Linked DNA regions of Homo sapiens: region 1 is linked to region 2. A link is an interaction called in ENCODE POLR2A ChIA-PET data of the cell type or tissue named here. Cell type or tissue: B cell. All regions are shown on one strand. Links, peaks and the distances in the headings refer to the core of each region. The heading gives the core; the rest is flanking DNA.

Evidence for each region. ChIA-PET counts read pairs that join two places held together with the same protein. Peaks named below come from ENCODE experiments on the same cell type or tissue, not always from the same donor. Only the 100,000 strongest peaks of a DNase experiment are listed, where the experiment ranks them.
Region 1: POLR2A ChIA-PET joins it to region 2 with 8 read pairs; 1 of 35 experiments calls an interaction of 5 or more read pairs at or near these places.

The regions. Positions count from the first base shown.
Region 1 is chr3:112,387,153-112,394,920 of GRCh38, reverse strand. The region is part of intron 1 of LOC105374041 (a long non-coding RNA gene); the gene reads left to right. Among named protein-coding and RNA genes, the nearest start is that of CD200, 58 kb to the right of the region's middle. RefSeq lists enhancers at 3,160-3,269, 3,320-3,935. In B cell, for the core only: no CTCF peak of the experiment used is centred there; no DNase peak of the experiment used is centred there; H3K27ac peaks cover 311 bases.
Region 2 is chr3:113,676,530-113,684,297 of GRCh38, reverse strand. USF3 (upstream transcription factor family member 3) reads left to right here. Exons shown (of 7, transcript NM_001009899.4): 2 at 6,901-7,016. Among named protein-coding and RNA genes, the nearest start is that of USF3, 16 kb to the left of the region's middle. In B cell, for the core only: no CTCF peak of the experiment used is centred there; no DNase peak of the experiment used is centred there; H3K27ac peaks cover 1,719 bases.

The DNA.
Region 1 (7,768 bases), core at 1,466-6,465, 1.3 Mb after region 2:
TATCCCAATATCTTCAGACAGAAGCGTTCTTAATTTTGCTTTAAAGATAATATTGATTGTTGCAAAATATAGTAATTAAAAAATCCTGTATCACAAACCCTTGCAACAGAGCATGTCTCCTCATCATCTTTTTTTATCCTATATATAAGCAAGTATTGTATCTAGGGTGGATGCATTCTCTTACTTTCGGGAACATCCTACTCTGCCTACGGAGTAGGATGTTTTTTCACCACTTTACTTTCTTAATAAACTTCTTTTTGCTTTGCACTGTGGATTTGCCCTGAATTCTTTCTGGCATGAGATCCAAGAACACTCTCTTGGAGTCTGGATCGGGACTCCTTTCCTGCAACAAAACCATGTGCAGTGTGAGTGCAGGAACATTGCCGCTGCTTGGAGAATTGCTGAGCCTAACTGTTGCAAAAACAAATTCTGCTGGCTGCCATCATTGTCAAAGTGGGGAAGGCTCTCTGTCTACTCACACATGCATATTGGAGCTCTTGCTCTACTTGGCTTACCTCTTCTATTTTCTTAGTTTTCTTGCAACATTATGCATGTCTAAATTCCTTTCCTTATTAGCAAATGGAGAACTTTGCTCTTGGCTGGGGCGCTGAGTCTGATAGTTACATGGAGTTTCACAAAAGAATAGGCTGCAGGGCAAAGGGGAAACTGAAGGCATAATCTTGGGGGAAAGTGGAGTTGAAAGTCAAGGTGTCCAAATAAAGAATCCCTTCAAAGGTCAGGGAATGAGTCAGGAGAGAAAACTATTTATTAACATATTTTAACAAGCATCTTGTTAAACTATTTTTTCATTTACCTCTCCTGACTTCTGCGGGTATGTGAAATTGCAACTCCCACTTTAGAGACATAAACAAGTTTTGTTTTCATTCCTTTCCTTTTCACTTAGGAATCTCAACTTCAGTATTATAAAACTTACATTAATCCTAAAGTAATTCCTGCCCTTCTTCCCAGATTCCTGAGGACCCTATTTGGCTCTTAGAACCATTACCATGTTTCTAAACGTTGAACTGCATCTCATGAGGCAGCACACAATTAATTTCCAAATGTGTATCAAAAATTTCAAGTTAGGAGACTGAGTTAGAAATGATTGATTTTTTTAAAAAGGAAAAACAGAGCTTTTTTCTTTTCTTTTCATAACTTTGGTAAATCTAAAATTACATTGTTTGGGGCCATGAATGTTTATTATGTAACACTTGGTTTTGGGGGCATGAAAATCTATTGTATAACACTTGGCATGCTTATTTAAACAATTTGGTTGATATATTTAGGATATAATATATGTTCGTCTTGTCTAAAAAAATATGGAGAAAGGAAGTCCCTCCACCTTGCCATCTCCTATCTAGGTGACTTTGAGTATGGTGATGACATTATAGATACCACACCGAAACCATGATTCATTAAAACTAATTCATAAGCCAGACTTCATTAGAATTAAAGGTTTCTGCTCTGTCGAGGCCACTAACAAAGAATAAGAAGATGACCCCATAGACTGGGAGAAAATATTTGCAAAACACATATCTGATAAAAAAAAAAGACTGTTATCCAAAATATACCCACCCCCTGAAAAAACCCTCTTAAAACTCAACAGTAAGAAAGTGAACAACCAGATTGGTTGCCCACAACAAATGGGCAAAAGATCTGAACAGACATCTCACCAAAAAAGATACAGATGACTAATAAGCACATAAAAAGATGTTCACCATCGTATATTATCAGGGAAATGTGACTCAAAATGATGAGATACCTCTATACACCTATTTAAATGGCAAAAATTCAAAACAGTGAGAACACCAAATGCTGGTGAGAATGTGGAGCAACCGGGACTCTCTTTTATTGCAGATGGCAATGAAAAATTGTGTAGCCACCTTGGAAGACAGTTTGGTAGTTTCTTCTGAACATATAATTCAAAAATCATGCTCCTTGGAATTTTCTCATATTAGTTAGAAACACATCCATACAAAAATCTGCATGCAGATATCTATAGCAGCTAAATTAATAATTACCAAAATGTGGAAGAAACCAAGATGTCCTTCAATAGGTGAATGAATAAGTAAACTGCGGTATATCCATTCAATGGAATATTATTCACCATTAAAAAGAAATGCACTGTCACACAGTGAAAATTACCATGTGAAGCAAGCCAATCTAAAAAAGCTACAAACTTTATGGTTCCAACTACGTAACATTCTGCAACAGGCACAACTATGAAGACAGTAAAAAGATCAGTGGTTGTCTGGGGTTAGGGAAGAAGAGGGAATGAATCAGCAGAGCACAGAGAACTTTCAGGGCAGTGATACTATTCTGCATAATACTGTAATGATGGCTACATGTTATGATACATTTGCAAAGCTTATAGAACGTGCAACACCAAGGGTGAACCCTAATGTATAGTATGAACTTTGGGTGACAATGATATGTCAATGTCATATGGAGTTTCATTATAACAAATATAGTGCTCTTACGTGGGATATTGCTAGTGGGGGAAGCTATGAGTATGTGGGGGCAGGGAGTATGTGGAAAATCAGTGTACCTTCTGCTCAGCTTTGCTATAAACCTAAAACTAAAAAATAAAATCTATTTTAAAACCTAAAAAACAAAATCTATTAAAAAATAGGATTAGACATTTGCGTAACCTGAAGTGCCTCTAAGAAATCTTAGAGTCATCTGAAAGAGTTTGGTACCCACCAAGTGAAACTGTCGTTCATTTCATAACTAATAATATCATTGAAAACCACAATACAATCAAAATAAATTGAAGACACACCTCTTGAGAAACTTTACTAAATCTTCGCAAACATATTCTTTCCATTCCTAAATGTAACCTTATGGGTCAACTATTATTTTTAAGTTAACCTTCTTTATCTATAAGAAGGCTTTTAAAACTCATTTACATATAAGGAAACAGATGTACAAAGAAGATCAGTGGGTTGCTCAAGGTCACAGAGCTAGTAAGAGAAGAGACAGCGTCAATCCTAGGCTCTTGCGTGACACCCTGGAACTCCCTTATCCTGATCTCTTTCTTTGGGCAAGACCTATGACACCCCGCATGAGGAAAAAGAACTAAGTACACTCAGTGAAGCTGTGCCTTTGGATGACTGCATTGTGAGCTTTCCAGAGACTGCCAGTTCCTCTGCCTTGGGTTCTGAAGGGCACCAGCCAGGCCTCTCCTGAGTAGGAGGCTAACACAAGTCTGGCTCTGTCCAGGAAGGTCCTCTGTGCCCCATGGGTGGACTAAAATGAAGAATGCTGAAGAAGCCACTGAAATGACAGGGAAGGTTCATATTTCAAGCAGAAAATACAGCAAATGTGAAAGCCTTGAGTTGGGAACAAGCAGATGCCTGTGGCCAGGCAGGAGAAGGAGCCCCCAGGAACCACCAGTGGCAGGGCAGAGGTGTACATAGTTTACATTTTATTCCACTGAAACATTTCCTCCTTATCATTTCTTTTCATTCCTGCGTATGTGTTGACCTCAACTCAGATGGAAGCCTTGCAGCTGAAGGCAGAAGAGGGGAGGAGGCCTTACATGGTACCACTGACTGTCAGGAAATGAGCATATTTGGTTAACAAGAGAGGGATGAGGAGAGAGAAACAATTGAGTTCTGTTTCCTGAGTGACAGAGCTAGCACCAGGCTCTGCTGAAGAAAGCACAAACAAAAGCTTTATTTGTTTCCCAGCAGCAGTGCCCACTAAGGCCTCTCCACAGAAAAGAGATCTGAAGAAGAAGCCAATGAGATTTATTTTTACCATACCGAGTATGTGTGTTGAAAGTGAGAGGCATCTGGGGGAGTTACTTTTTAGCTGCCTCTTACATAGCTTCCCAGCTAAGGAGTTTTGGCATCTACCTCCTTAGGAATTCCTACTTTATCCTTCATGCTTCAAGACTAAAGCTCTTGCAGTTCCCCGAACAATGTTATCCCTCTCTTCTACTCAGTCTCAATCTGTTTTGGCTCACGTTTTCAGATTCTTTATTTTTGACCTCAGCATTACTTTCATCAGAAAGATTTTTTGGCTCTGTCCCAGGGTGACATCAATTGGGCTTTTTTGGAAAAGATTCATAGAGGCTTTTGTGTGCAGAAAACAATACTTACAGTACTCTGTGTTGTCACTGACACTCATTCAACTACAATTATAAACGGAAAACTTTGCTTTTCTTAAGGTTTTAAACATAATTGAAAAACATTTGGTATTAATCTATAAATGTAAACATTTTTCAGTTAAATTAAGCACGGTTTGTCCTTGGTTATTGTTTGGTTGGCATATATATATATATATATATATATATATATATGTATGTATGTATTTCACGAACAAAATGTATATAAATCTTTAGGTACTATATATAAGCTTAAATTATTTCATATTTTAAATATACAGTTGACTCTTGAAAAAGGCAGATGTTAAGGACATTGTCTCCCTTCACAGTAAAAAATCTACATATAACTTGACTCTCCAGAAACTTAACTACTAATAGACTACTGCTGACTGGAAGAATTACTGATAATATAAACACTCAATTAACACATATTTTATATATTATGTGTATTATATACTGTATTCTTACAATAAAGTAAGATAGAGAAAAGAAATGTTATTAAGCTATTCCTAAGAGAAAATATATTTACTATTCATTAAGTGGATCATCATAAAGGTCTTCATCCTTGTCATCTTCACACTGAGTAGGTTGAGAAAGAGAGGAAAGAGGAAGGGTTGGTCTTGCTGTCTCAGGGGTGGCAGAACTGAAAGAGGTGGAAGAGGTGGAAGGAGGAGTGGCAGGCACAGTGGTGTAGCTTTACAGAAATACATGATTTCTGTCTGCCTTTTTTGCTTTTTCATTTCTCCAAAGATAATACCATACAGTACCAATCCTTCCACCATTTGCTTTAATTTCAGTTCTTGTATCATAGAAGACTCCATGTTGTACAAAAAGTCAGAAGCAGTGTTAAATAATTGTAACCCTTCTGCCAGATTGTCTAATGTCAATTTGTTTTCTGGCACTGCTTCTCCTATGTACTCTTCCTCACTATCTCACACTGGTTTGGAAGTCCTTATCTCCATCAAGTTTTCTTCTGTTAATTCTTCTGATGTGGTGCCTATGCGTTCTTGAACTTCTTCATGATTCATATCTTGAAACCTCTCATCCCTGCACCATTTTTGCCATATCCACAATCTCTTTCAAGATTCCTTTGACTGGTCCTGCCACAAATCCTGTGAAATCATGCACAACACCTGGACACAGTTTTCTCCAGCAAAATTTATTTGTTTGGGCCTGATTGCTTTCACAGCATTTTCTGTAACAACGATGGCATCTTCAATGGGGTAATCTTCCAAACTTTCATGATGTGCTCTCTATTGGGATTCTCCTCCATAGTGCTGACAATCATTCCATAGACTACCGTGAATAATGAGCCTTAAAGGTCCTTATGATCCCCCGATCTCCGCTGAATTACAGATGCTGAGTTTGTGGCCAAATAGACCACTTTGATGCCTTTGGTGTAGAACTCGTAGAGTTCTAGGTGGCCAGGGACATTGTCCAATATCAAAATAACTTTATAAAAAAGCCCTTTACTGGCAAAGTACTTCCCAATTTCAGGAACAAAGCATTGATAGAACCAATCAGAAAAAGAGTTCTCATTTTCTGGGCCTTCTTGTTGTAATACAGCCAAGAGACTGACAGCTGGTGTTTTATTTTCCTTCAAGGTTTGGGTGTTAGTAGCTTTATAGATAGGGACAGCCCTGATCACAAACCCAACTGCTTTTGCACAAAACAATAGCATTAGCCTATCCCTTCCTGCCTTAAATCCTGGTGCTTGCTTTTCTTCCTTACTAGTAAATATCTTTTGTGGCATTTCTCCCCCACCCCCCAAAATGGGGCACTTTCATCTGCAATAAAAATCTCTTCAGGAAAATGTCCTTTATCCTCAATGGGTTTCTTAATGGTGTGTGGAAATTTGCTGCCTCTTGGTTGGCAAAAGCTGCTTTTCTTGTTATCTTGTCATTTTTTAAGCCACACTTCTTTCTAAAATTATCAAACTATCCTTTCTGGCATTAAGTTCTCCAGATTTAGATCTTTCACCTTCCTTTTGCTTTAAGTTATCATATAGTGACTTTGCTTTTTCTTGAATCATGTTAGAGTGTATAAGTATGCCTTTCTTATAGCAATCCTGCACCCACATAAAAGGTGCATTTTCAATATGACATAAAAAGGTATTTTGCAAAAAGTGCGAAGTCTTGGTACTTCCTGGCCTAGCTGTAGTGATGGCTTCATATCTTCTCTTTTCTTCTCTTTTTTTTCTTTTCTTTTCCAATGAGCCTTATACTAGATTCATTTATCCTGAAGTGACAGGAAACTTCAGCTGCAGACCCCAATCTATGGGACCTATCAAACAATTCACCTTTTTTTGGTAATGTCGTGACTCTTCTCTGTTTCTTGGGAGCACTTCCAGCAGCACTACTGACTCTTTGTATGGGTCCCATGGTGTTATTGAAGGTTTATGATATTGCACTGAAAAATGAGTGAGAACTTCAAAAGGTCACTTTTTACTGGGATACGCAATTTATGGATGAGACAAACTGCTCACTTGGAGGTGATTAGCATCACATGACATTTCAAGCAGATACAATGCTTGAGCTCACTGCAATAGCAATGAGAGGTGGCTACAAAAGTATTACAGAAGTACCACATGTACTATAATTAATTATAGTTTTTATGCAGTTATTATTTTGATAGTACATCTCAATTTATTTACATTTTTCTCAACTGAGAATGGTGCCATGTAGTCTTTAAGTGTCTGTATGTGTAAGTGTAGACAAACTAACTTTTTATAATAGATTTTTGTACATCTTATAGAGTAAATAAGAAAATAGACTAGTATCAATATGTTTTATGCATTCATGGCGTACCTTTTTCTTAATCTTTTTGCTATTTCTAGGCATGATTTATCTGTGAATATTTAAACATTGTCAGACATCTCCAAAAATTTTTCTAATACACTTATTGAAAAAAAAAATCCATGTATAGGTGAACCCTTGCAATTGAAATCCATGTTGTTCAAAGGTCAATGGTATATAATTCAAGAAATGGAAGTCTAAGTCCAATAATATGATTGTTTCTAAATAGTTAAACATATTTTATGTACTTGGTTAATTATATTCCTATAAATGTTTCCAGCTATGGTCACAATTTCATATAATGGATTTTCTCAAGAACTTTAAGCACCTAAAAGAGCAGATTACAAATCCCATAAAGAAATCCTTTCTATACACATAAGTAATTGGGATAAGTCAAATAATAAAATTACACATTTCCATATGGTTCTCTTAAGCATTTAAACATCATAAAACTTGCCCTCATATATTTAGTAAATCAGGTTAACTATTTAAAATTAATTGCAAGCATACCTTTTTTTTTTTTTTTTTAGATGGAGTCTTGCTCTTGTTACCCAGGTTGGAGTGCAATGGCACAATCTCGGCTCACTGCAACCACCTCCAAGTGATTCTCCTGCCTCAGCCTGCAGAGTAGTGGGATTACAGGCGCCCGCCACCACACCCAGCTAATTTTTTTATTTTTAGTAGAGACGGGGTTTCACTGTGTTGGCCAGGCTGGTCTCTAACTCCTGACCTCAGACGTTCCACCCGCCTCAGCCTCCCAAAGTGCTGGGATTATAGGCGTGAGCCACCGCGCCTGGCCTATACATAGGTAAAATCTTCAAGTGTTTTAGTTAAAACCATCTATTATGTTAGTTTCTCAAAT
Region 2 (7,768 bases), core at 1,419-6,418:
GGTCAAGGATAAAAAAGGATCCTAAGAGCAGCAAGGAAAAGAAAAAAAATGAGATATAAAGCATTTCCAATATGTTTGGCCACAGATTTCTCAGTGGAAACCTTACAGACCAGGAGAGAGTCAGATGACATATTTAAAATGCTGAAAGAAAAAGACTTTTATCCTAGAATATTATATCCAGTGAAAATACACTTCAAATATCAAGAGGAAAAAAAGACTTTCCCAGACAAACAAAAGATGAGGTTTTTTGTCAACACCAGACCTGTCCTACAGAAATGCTGAAGGGAGTTCTTCAACTTGAAAGAAAAAGATGTTAACAAGTAATAAGAAATTGTCTGAAGGTACGTGGTAACAGTAAATACATAGACAAATACAGAATATTTTAACACTGTAATTCTAGTGTGTAAGATACTCATGTCTTGAATAGGAAGACTAAAAGACAAATCTATCAAAAATAATAACTACAACATTTTAAGACATAGTGTAATAAGATATAAGTAGAAACATCAGAAGGTTAAAAAGCAGGGGATGGGCTGGGCACGGTGGCTCACGCCTTTAATCCCAGCACTTTGGGAGGCCAAGGTGGGCAAATCACGAGGTCAAGAGATCAAGACCATCCTGGCCAACATGGTGAAACCTCATCTCTACTAAAAATATAAAAATCAGCTGGGCATGGTGGTGCGTGCCTGTAGTCCCGGCTACTTGGGCGGCTGAAGCAGGAGAATTGCTTGAATCCGGGAGGTGGAGGTTGCAGTGAGCTGAGATTGCACCACTGTACTCCAGCCTGGCGACAGAGCGAGACTCCATCTCAAAAAAAAAAAAAAAAAAAAAAAGCAGGGGATAAAATGTAAGTGTAGAGTTTTGTATTTGATGTAATAAAATGATTGAGATTTTCTGTTTACTCTTATGTTCATGAAGTAAACTATAGTTTTAAAAACTAGATAATAGTTTTTATAGATTAAAAACTAGATAATAGTTTTTATAGATTAAAAACTAGATAATAGTTTTTATAGATTAAAAACTAGATAATAGTTTTTATAGATTAAAAACTAGAGTTTTTATCAGTTTTCTCTTGGCTTGTTTGTTTTTACAATCAGAGTTAGATTGTCATTAGTTTAAAATAATGGGTTATAAGGTGTTATTTGCAAGCCTCATGGTAACCTCAGGTCAGAAAAATACAATAAATACGCAACATGTATAAAGCAAGAAATTAAAACGTACCACCAGAGAAAAACACTGACATGAGAAGGAAGAGAAGACCATAAAACAACCAGAAAACAAATAACAAAATGGTGGGAGTAAGTTTTTACCTATCAATAATAATATTGAATGTAAATGAGCTAAATGCTCCAATCCAAAGACATAGAGTGGCTGAATGGATTAAAAAGGAAAAAAAAAAAAAAAAGCCCAGCGATCTGTTGCCTACAACAAACACACTTCTCTTATGAAGACACACAGACACACATAGACTGAAAATAAGGGGATGGAAAAGATATAGCATACAAATGGAAACCAAAATAAAAGCAAGAGTAGTTATATCAAATAAAATAGATTTCAAGACAAAAACTATGAAAAAAGACAACATCATTATATAATTTTAAAGGGAACATTTCAGCAAGAGGATATAACAACTGTAAATATATATGCACCCAATAGAGGAACACCCAGATATATAAAGCAAATATTACTATATCAAAGAGAGATAGACCCCAATACAATAATAGTTGGAGACTTCAACACTTCACTTTCAGCATTGGACAGATTATTCAGACAGAAAATCAACAAACATTAGACTTATTTGCACTATTGACCAAATGGACTTAAGAGATATTTACAGAATATTTCATCCAACAGCTGCAGAATGTACATTTTTCTCCTCAGCACATGGATCATTCTCAAGGATAGATCCTATGTTAGGCCACAAAGCAAGTGGTGTTTTTTTTTTTTGTTTGTTTGTTTTTTGTTTTGTTTGCAAGACAGGGTCTCACTCTGTCTCCCAAGCTGAAGTGCGGTGGCACGATCATGGCTCACTGCAGCCTCAACTTCCCAGGCTCAAGTGATTCTCCCACCTCAGTCTCTGCAGTAGTTGGGACTACAGGCACATGCCACCTTATCTGGATAATTTTTTCTATTTTTTGTAGAGATAGGCTCTCACTATATTGCCTAGGCTGGTCTTGAACTCCTAGGCTCCAGCAGTCCTCCCACTTCTGCCTCCCAAAGTGATGGGATTACAGGTGTGAGCCACTGTGCCCAGACAAAGTCTTAAAACATTTTTAGCCGGGTTTCCCTGGTGGTTCATGCCTGTAATCCGAGGACTTTGGGAGGCCGAGGCGGGTGGATCACAAGGTCAAGAGTTCAAGACCAGCCTGGCCAACATGGTGAAACCCCGTCTCTACTAAAAATGCAAAAAAATTAGCCAGGCGTGGTGGCAGGTACCTGTAATCCCAGCTACTCGGGAGGCTGAGGGAGAGAATTGCTTGAACCTGGGAGGTGGAGGTTGCAGTGAGCCAAGATCACACCACTGCACTCCAGCCTGGGTGACAGAGTGAGACTCCATCTCAAAAAAAAAAAAATTTTTTTTTTAAATTGAAATAATATTGCTGGGTGTGGTGGCTCATGCCTAATCCCAGCACTTTGGGAGGCCGAAGCAGGCGGATCACCTGAGGTCAGGAGCTTGAGACCAGCCTGGCCAACATGGTGAAACCCCGTCTCTACTAAAAATACAAAAAAAAAAAAAAAAAAATTAGCCAGTCGTGGTGGTGAAATAATATCAAGTATCTTCTCTGATCACAGTGGAATAAAACTATAATCAATAATAAGAGAAACTTTGGAAACTATGTGAATACAGGGAAATTAAACAATATGCTCCTGAGTGACTAGTGGGTCAATGAACAAATTAAGAAGGAAATTAAAAAATTTCTTAAATGAAAATGGAAACACAGCATACAAAACACTATGGGATATAGCAAAAGTGGTAATAAGAGGAAAGCACCCACATCAAAAAAGTAGAAAAACTTCAGGCTGGGCATGGTGGCTCATACCTTTAATCCCAGCGCTTTGGGAGGTTGAGGCGGGCAGATCACCTGGGGTCAGGAGTTCAAGACCAGCCTGGCCAACATGGTGAAACCCCATCTCTACTAAAAACTACAAAAATTAGCCAGGCGTGCTGGTGGGTACCTGTAATCCCAGTTACTCGGGAGGCTGAGGTAGGGAGAATTGCTTGAACCTGCAAGGTGCAGGTTGCAGTGAGCCGAGATCACACCACTGCACTCTAGCCTGGGTGACAGAGTGAGAGTCTATCTCAAAAATAAAAATAAAAAGTAGAAAAACTTCAAATAAAGAACCTAACAGTACATCTTAAGAAACTAGAAAAGCAGTATCAAACCAAACTCAAAATTAGTGGAAGAGATTAAGTAAAGATCAGAGAAGAAATAAATGAAATTGAAATGAAAACAAAAACAAAATAGATTGACGAAACAAAACTTTTTTTTTTTTTTTTGGAGACAGTATCTCATTCTGTCACTCACGCTGGAGTGGCGTGTGATCTTGGCTCACTGCAACCTCCATCTCCCGGGTTCAAGTGATTCTCCTGCCTCAGCCTTAAATTACAGGCATGTGCCACCACACCCGGTGAATTTTTATAGTTTTAGTATAGGCAGGGTTTTGCCATGTTGGCCAGGCTGGTCTTAAACTCCTCACCTCAAGTGATATGCCTCCCTTGGCCTCCCAAAGTGCTGGGATTACAAGCGTGAGCCACTGTGCCTGGCCAAAAAGTTTGTTTTTTGAAAAGATAAACAAAATCAACAAACCGAGACATAAAGAGGAGACCCAAATAAAATAAAAAATGAAAAAGTAGACAGTACATTGGATACCACAGAAATTCAAAGGATCATTACAGACTACTATAAGCAACTATATGCCAATAAATTGGAAAACCTAGAAGAAATAAATTCCTAGACACATACAACCTACCAAAATTGAACCATGAAGAAGTCCAAAACCTAAGTAGACCAATAACAAGTAATGATATCAAAGTCATAATTAAAAGTCTCCCAGCAAAGAAAAGCCCAGGACCCAATAGCTTCACTGCTGAATTCTACCAAACATCTAAAGAAGAACTAATACCAGTCCTGTTAAGAAAAATAGAGGAGGAGGGAATACTTCGAATTCATTCTGTGAAGCCAATGTTACCCTGATACCAAACCAAACAAAGACACATCAAAAAAAAAAAAAAAAAAAAAAAAGAAAACTACAGGCCAATATCTGTGGTGAACATTGATGCACGTTTGATCCTCTACTGCACTCCAGCCTGGGCAAAAAGAGCGAAACTCTGTCTCAAAAAAAAAAAGAAAAACATAAACTCTGTTACAAATTCACATGCAGTTGTATATTTATACTCAGCAATAAAAATGAACAAACTACTAGATGAATTTCAGAAACATTATGCTTAGTAAAAGCTTTACACAAAAGAATTCCCAATCAATACATTTATATGAAGTTCTATGGTGAAAAAATTTAGGATAGGGTTTGCTTCTGGAGTAGGGGAAGGGATTGACTTGAAAGGGTCATGAAAGAACTTTCTGAGGCTGGGCGTGGTGGCTTATGCCTGTAATCCCAGCACTTTGGGAGGCCAAGATGGGTGGGTCGCTTGAGGTCAGGAGTTTGAGACCAGGCTGGCCAACATGGTGAAACCCCGTCTCTACTAAAAATACAAAAATTAGCTGGGTATGGTGCCAGGTGCCTGTAATCCTAGCTACTAGGTAGGCTGAAGCAGAAGAATTGCTTGAACCCAGGAGGCAGAGGTTGCAGTGAACTGAGATTGTGCCACTGTACTCCAGGCTGGGTGACACAGCGAGACTCTGTCTCAAAAAAAAAAAAAAAAAAAAGAACTTTCTCTGTTGATAATGTTCTGTACCTTGATGGGGTTGGGTCATACAGTTGTGTGCATTCGTCAAAACCCATTGAATATTATACGTAAGATTTATGCAATTTATTATATGTAAGGTTTATCTCAAGGAAAAAAGTTTTGAAAACTGTGATTTTGATGCAGGTGATCTGAGCACCACACTTGAAAACTACTGGGTTTGAGTAACTTCAGGAATAGTTCTTCCATAAAAGCATAATAATTCAGAGATTACTAATGTAATCCTTTGGCATTCAAAAACTAAGGGAGCCAAAATATTAATGGAGCCAGGTGCAGTGGCTCCAAGCACTTTGGAAGACTGCGGCGGGAGGATCGCTTGAGGCCAGGAGTTGGAGAGAGAGAGAGAGAGAGAGAGAGAGAGAGACACCAGCCTGGACAGCATAGTGAGATCCCATCTCTAAGACAGAGAGACCAGCCTGGACACCATAGTGAGATCCCATCTCTACAAAAAATTAGCCGGGAATAGTGGTGTGTGCCTGTATTCCTAGCTGCTTAGGAGGCTGAGGTGGGAGGATCACCAGAGTTTGAGAGCCAGAAGTTTGAGGCTGCAGTGAGCTGTGATCACACCACTGCACACCAGCCTGGATGACAAAGCAAAATCCTGTCTCTAAAAACATTTTTAAAAATTAAAAAAAATTTTTAATGACACTTTAAATATTTTAAGGCATATATTTGTAGTTATGTAAATATTAAAAATGTAATTTCTTTATTAATAAGCTAATTATTAAGTGGACAGGGATTTATGAAAATATTGTATAGTTCCTTTCCAATAGATGCTCTTTTTTTTTAGCATCAGGAATGCAATTTTAGTAGCATGAAAATTGTACCTATAAATAATTTTACATTGAGATGGATATTCATAATGGCATTTGGTAAACGGGATGATTTTGATTTACAGTTGTCTTCCTCTTTCAGTTAAATTCCTGGCTTTCACCTGAGTGCAGAGAATGTTTACTTATGTGATAGACCCTTAGTGTCATTGACTTCAAGATTTTAGATATTGGTTATTATGGACTGAGCCCAGAAAAAAAAAATACTCTAGATGTTTAGACAACTAGAACTTTTACTTTATATACCTTAATTATATGTGAAATTATCTGCAGACTTTCAAAAGGGCTGCAGGGGAAAGGCTGGAACTAGGGTATTGGTCAGATGCTTGAACTTTCACCAGTTAAAGGTAACTGCCTGTGTTTCCAGCTTTTTCCTATCAGAATCACCTGGGGCACTTATTAAAATTCAGATCCCTCTCTTGAAGTTTCTAAAACTTTTTCTGTACCTAAAAAACCAAAAACAAAAAAGAAAGAGAGAAAGGAAGGGAGCGAGGGAGGAAGGGAGGGAGAAGGGAAGGGAAGGAGGGGGAGAGTAAGGGAGGGGAGGGGAGGGGAGGGGAGAAGATCACCCAAGGAGGTTGTTGAAAGTGCAAATTCCTGGGCCCTACCCAGACCTCTCATTTGTCATGTTTGGAATGAAGCCCCCAAATTTACATTTTTAAAGAACACATGCAATGCAAAGGTCTGAGGGCTGTCTTCCTAGTGCCTTAGGGGAAGGTCCTTATGTAAGTTTTCAGGCACTCTTAAAAGAGAGAAGTAGGAGGTAGGAAATTGAAGGAAAGATAATTTTAGAATTGAGGACAGAAGTTAGGGTAAGACCCAAGTGGAGGACTTTGAGTAACCAGCAGCTAGTGAGGACCTAAGGTACAATGAGCATGCATAAGAGAAAACAGAGAATCCCCTCTTGGGGACCATCCGTTGGCTGTAAGACTACCATCTTTGTCGGGATGGAGCATCGGTAACCAATAGGAAAGTGACTTTTGAGAGCAACTGCATTGATTTGCTTTCAAGTGTGGGGAGAATTCAGGATCATCCTTCGTGGCACTAAAAATCTGCTTGCATGCCATAGGTTGTCAGCCCTTGCCTTACGCGGTGCTAATGGACACCTAGCAACTATAAACATTCATTGATTTTTCTCTTGTGTAGTAAGAAGAAAGCATAACCCATAGACCATCTTCTGGCAGAAGATGATACATTTGGATCAGAAACGGGAGGCATTGGAAGCCAGGAATCAAAAGTGAAGAAACTCTGCAAGCCCTTAGGTGAGAAGGTCACAGGGATTATTCATTTACTTATTTAATTACATGTTCCCCACCATCACCATATGTTTACCTAATGTGAGCTCATTGCTTTTAGGCTGATAGGTACTTCACAAATGGTAGGGAAAAGGTGGAATAGGAATAAGCTGCTGGACATGGGTCTTGATGACACATTTCTCGACAGGCTGCTTCAGTCAGTGCTTTCTGTCATCCCCTTCCTGCATTCATGTCTACTTATTTCCCAGGACCCTTCTCCCTCCTCCCTAGGGCTAAAGTTAACCTGAAATATCTCACTAACATTTAAAGCTAACATTTATTAAATCCTTATTACTACTAGGTAACGTGGTCTTGTGCTGTACCCGCAAAATTTCATTCCCTGCTCGGAACAATCCAATAATGTAATACTGTTATTATGATTCACGGTGTAGATGAAGCATCTGAGATTCTGAGGGTCATGTAACTTGCCCAAGACCTGACAGCTAGGAAGTGGCAGAAACAGATTTTAAACTCATGCTTTCTGACTTCAGACTTCATACTTGCTACTTTTTCTCTCTCTCGGAGAAAAAAATGGGAAACCACACTTGCACCTCCTCCAGTGTACCACAGCAGGTATCCCAACTTGGTAGACTCATTTTGAAAGGTTGTTGATATAGTTAGGCTGTGTCCCCATCCAAATCTCATCTTGAATTATGGTTCCCATAATCCCATGTGTCATGGGAGGGGCCCAAGTGGGAGGTAATTGAATCATGGGGGCC